Linked DNA regions of Homo sapiens: region 2 is linked to region 1. The links are chromatin loops, found by intact Hi-C in ENCODE. Cell type or tissue: heart left ventricle. All regions are shown on one strand.

Region 1 (2,500 bases):
AGTACTGCACTGTCTTTGCTATAAAACCATTAGATGAGTATTTTTCCACAGAGCAGGAAACTATGGCTTGACTCACCCAAGACACCACTGTTAGTAAATGGACTTGAACCCAAGTCTTGAACCCAAATCTTCTAGCTCTGATGCATTCTTTAATTCATGCAGAATTTCTCCCTCCTGTGGGTACATGTTGCTGAGCAAGTTACTGAGTCTTAAGAATGACCAGGCCCTGCCATGTCATCTCCTTTTCTCTTTACCTCCAGGCATTTGAATAGCCAAAGAGAAACATCACTAAATACCTCCCTTCCACTCGCTCCCAAACAACCCTTCCTTCTCCTGCATTATAGGAGTGGGATCCAGCCCTCTCCTACTGACATAGCCATGAAAATAAAGATGCTTGAGCACATCTACATCTTTGATCCTGTACTCATCCTTGGCTTAGAAGAGCTCACAGTCTAATGAGATAGACAGAAATGTTAGAAAAGCTGTAACTAGTCTTGATTAGACAATAACAGAGGCCTTGGCTTAGAAGAGCTCACAGTCTAATGAGATAGATGGAAATGTTAGAAAAGCTGTAACTAGTCTTGATTAGACAATAACAGAGGCCTCTACAGTGTTGTACAGGAACACTCTGAGCAAGAAATTGATTTATTTAGAGAGTCAGAGAAAGTTACAGAGAACAGGTAATGTTTGTCCTGGGCCATGAGTCGGGAATAGCCTAACAGACAAGACAGGTGAGGCACCAGAGCCCAGGGAAGAGCATTTGCACAGAAACAAACAGGGGAAAGGAGATGTTCAGGTAAGTCCTTGACAAGGAGAATCCCGGAAGGCTCCATCCAAGGCCCCTTCTTACCTCCTGGTTCTTTTGGAAGCCTGGGAAGATGGGAGACCTTGAAGAAGGTCATAGTCTGGACAGATTCCCAAGGTATTATGATACAAAACCAAAGGATAATATCTCCACGTGGGGCCCAACACCTGCAGTAAAGTTAGCTGTCACTTACACAACACTAATATTTAGAGGCACTTTTACACATTATCTTATTTCACTCCTTTGTTTGCAGAAAAGGAAAGCAAATCTTAGAGAAGTTAAGTTACTTGGCTAGGAGGCCACAGGACTTAGAACTCAACCCCAGATCCTGGACTCTAAAACCCAGGGATTTTCCACTGGGACTTTTGTCCATAGGACAGGAAGGGGTACTATAGGGAGGGCAACCACAGGGGACTTTTCAGGGTCCCCGTCAGGGTCCTTCCTAAAATGGATAGCTTATTTCAATTCTTTTTCCTTCCCTCCTCACACATGGTGTCAAGAGCTAATCCTGAGAATCTGCTTCTAGAGAGATTTCCTCGTCTATCTCCCCGACCTAAGGAATAAACAGATCTCCTCTGATCCCAGAGAGCCCTAGCTTTCCCATTCCCAGGTCATCTACAGTTCCTCTGCCTTATCCTGATCATTCTTCCAGAAAGCCACCAGAAAACAGAAGAACAAGAACAGAAGCAGAACCCGACACGGAAGACAGCTCCGTCTTCCCCACGGTCTGTGAACCTCACAGGCCCCCTTGTGGCCTCCACAGAAGAGCACCGGACCAGAAACAACTTTCCCTGCAGTGCCAACTCCACTTTCTCCCACCCCAGTGCCGAGGGCCCCTCCATGTCTCTTTCTCCTAATCCTGCTGTTCTTTATTTTCTTTCAAATCAGAATTGGATCAAGAGAGCAAAGACCGATGATGCTGTTTTTGATGAGGTTCTCTGACCTCTCTGGAAGGTGACCAGGAAGGAAGTATCCCTTCTGAAGTTGATCGGGGTTCCTCTCTTCCTCTGCCAGAGAACAGCCGCTAGGGGAGAACATTGGTGTTCACGAGAACCTGGCGCTCCTCCCACGGAACCTGAGGGCTGGGCACGGTGGGAACTGCTAAATACAGCTAGAGGCACAGATTCTCCCAGGAGTAAGCAAATGTTCCAGGGTAGAGGCTACTTTCTTTCTCTCTCTCTCTTTTTTTTTCTTTTTTCTTTTTTTTTTTTTTTTTTTTTTTTGAGATGGAGTCTTGCTCTGTCACCCAGGCTGGAGTGCAGTGGTGCAATCTCGGCTCACTGCAACCTCCGCCTCCCGAGTTCAAGCGATTCTCCTGCCTCAGCCTCCCGAATAGCTGGGATTACAGGCATGCACCACCACATCCAGCTAATTTTTGTATTTTTAATAGAGACAGAATTCACCATGTTGGCCAGGCTGGTCTCGAACTACCGACCTCAGGCCATCCACCTGCCTCGGCCGCCCAAAGTGCTGGGATTATAGGCATGAGCCACTGTGCCCAGCCGAGGCTACTTTCTATCTTTGTTCACATATAGGAGCAGCCAGATGTTCCAAATCAAAAAAGGGGATATAGTCTACTCAAGGGAATTTTTTTCTCATTTATTATATTTGTTTATATGCAAATCCCTATAAAGGTATACAAATTAAATCACATGAAGTTATCTGTTAATTGAATCACATTTACTCAAAAGAATA
Region 2 (2,500 bases), 280 kb before region 1:
TACAAATGTGTGTATGTGTGTTCATATATACATACATGTGTTTCCTAGCTCTGTCTGCTGCACAGGCCTAGAAGCAATGAAATCACAACACAAAGGGCACACCGCATGTTCCGATCATGGTCGTTCAGTACCATCCACCACTGAAAGGAACTAGTACCTTTTAGAGAAACAATTGATTCCAGGCTGGGATGGGATAAGTACAGGATGATTCTGGAGTATCTTTTGTGCTAGAAAGCAAAAATGCTGAAGGAGTGATCGGGACACATCAAAAGGACACAGGAGCTACCTTGAAGGGGTTCTCGCCGGCTAAATCTGGGATAATTTGAGCATCAAAACGTCCCTATTGAACAAAATAGGACTCCATAAGTCCACACTGATAGAATAAATAGATAAATGAGAAGAAAAAGCTTTTTAAAGTAGAATGTCAAATAAATGAGTATGAAATCATGGAAATAAAATATTACCATTTGGCAACCACCAGAGTGATAGTTGATCAGTCATCGATGGAGGCCAAGGCTGGTGGGTAGAGGTTAGATGAGGAATACGATATTGGCGCTATATGTAATACTAACAAATTATAAAAGGAAAGTGGTGACTTTAAGATGGAAAACTTAATGACATGACTAGGGAGTCAACTGATGTTGAAACAGGTCAACATCCTGTGCTCCCAGGGTGACACACTGAGAGGAGCATGGTGTCACTTCTGCAGTATTCCTGCCAGGAAATCCTGCCTGACTCTGCCAAGATGAAACATGAGACTGCCTATGCTAAGAGACATCCTAGAGAATGTAAGACCTGTCCTCTTGAAAGTGGCTGAGGACATGAAAGAACTCTTCCAGATGGAGGAAACTAAAGAGACATGAAAACCACATGCAACACATGCTCCTTGACAGCATCCTGGACCCAAAAAGAAAGAGCCATTGCTGAATAGAGTCTGAGGATTGAGTGGTGGTATTGTACCAATGTTGACTTTCTGATTGGTGGGGTTGTGTGGTGGTTATGTGGAGAAGGTCCTTGTTTGGAGGAAACACACATTGGGGTATTTAGGAGTGATAGGACATCATGTCTACAGCTGTTTCAAATGGTTTAGAAAATGACTGGTGGTAATGGGTATAGATAAACACAGGTAAATAAATCAGCACACACACATGCATAAAGAAAATGCAGAGAGCTAATAACAATGAGGGAATCTGGGTGATGGGATATGGCACTGTACCTACATACTTACAACTTTGCAGTAAGTTAGAAGTTATTTCAAAATAAATTTATTTTTTTAATGCAGGGAGAAAGGAGTAACCTAATCATCTTTCTTCCCCAAGGAGATTTCAATTCCTTGAGAAAAAGTCTGTCTTTTACTCCCGCTGATTTCCTGGCATACAGAGAATCCTTGACATAGACTTGCTGCAGGCAGGCCAAGGCAAAAATTCAGTGCTCACCCTTGCAGAGTTCTGGCTCTCCCACTGCAAGTTTTCATGGGTTGAGTTAGATGTCACATAATTGATCAATGAGGGATTACAATTTGCTTTCACAGGCCACTATTGGTTTTACCTCAATTGCCCTCAGGAGCAACATGACTAGTGACATCTTAAGTGAGGGAAGAAATTGGTGGTGAATGGTGCAGAATCGTAGAGCTGTTCTGCCTCAGTGGCTAGCCAGTTCATGGCCTGGCAAGCATCTGCTGACCATCTGTGGCTGGGAGCCAGGCTGCCATTTCCTTTGATGGTCTAGATAGAATCTTGTTGACTTGGGTCTGGATGTATGTTTTGTTCAGGATTCAGTGACATTTAAGTTTGAAGTTGTCAGTTTTGATCAGTGTGTACCTTTGGCTTTCAATAACAAAATACACACATAAAGCTATACAAGCACCTTTATTATTGAAATTTCTGCAGAAATAATTCTGTTCTATAAGTCTGAAATTCTCTAGATTCTCATCCCTTTTGTTCCGCAGAAGTAATTGTTTATGTGACACAATTTTTTGATGTTTCTTTTCTAAAGACTGTGGCACTAGGCTAGAACATTCCAGAATTGCAGATTCTCAGAGTCGAAAGGGGACTTACAGGTTGTCAGTGCAGTGTCTGATCTAGAATGTAGACTGACTTCCACGCCATGGACCCGAGGGTTACAGAGCCACAGGTGCCACTTTCCCCAGAAGGAATGGAGCATGAGCCAGCAAAAAGTTGTCTTTCTCAGCTATAACCAGAGTTACAAAGCACTGATCCTCCCAAATCTCCAAACCCATGCAGAAATTCTACCAACACAGCCTATGGGGTCCCAGCTTCTGCATAAACCCCCTAGTGATGGGGATCTCTGTGTCTCCCAAAAATCTCCTGCTGAGGCTCTCGAATCTACTACTCGGCTGAGGTCTTGGTGTTTGCTCCTTCTCTCCCCTCCTCACCCTTATACTTTGCTCCGTCCTCCACTTCTCAGCATACCCACCCTGGGCAGGCCAGATCTGGAGACACATTTTCCCTCAGCTGCCCTGCAAAGGGTGCTGTGGCTG

The links. A loop is a pair of places that touch in the nucleus more often than their neighbours do. Peaks named below come from ENCODE experiments on the same cell type or tissue, not always from the same donor. Only the 100,000 strongest peaks of a DNase experiment are listed, where the experiment ranks them.
Region 2: a loop joins it to region 1, with 2.7 times the contacts of the local background. A loop is called at or near these places in 4 of 110 quality-filtered maps.

Annotation. Positions count from the first base shown.
Region 1 is chr1:112,335,593-112,338,092 of GRCh38, forward strand. The region is part of intron 1 of LINC02884 (long intergenic non-protein coding RNA 2884); the gene reads right to left. Among named protein-coding and RNA genes, the nearest start is that of LINC02884, 24 kb to the right of the region's middle. In heart left ventricle, a CTCF peak has its summit at 1,563; a DNase peak (open chromatin) is centred at 1,549; H3K4me3 peaks cover 394 bases.
Region 2 is chr1:112,054,001-112,056,500 of GRCh38, forward strand. No RefSeq gene overlaps it. Among named protein-coding and RNA genes, the nearest start is that of LINC01750, 65 kb to the left of the region's middle. RefSeq lists a silencer at 2,473-2,500. In heart left ventricle, no CTCF peak of the experiment used is centred here; no DNase peak of the experiment used is centred here; H3K27ac peaks cover 818 bases.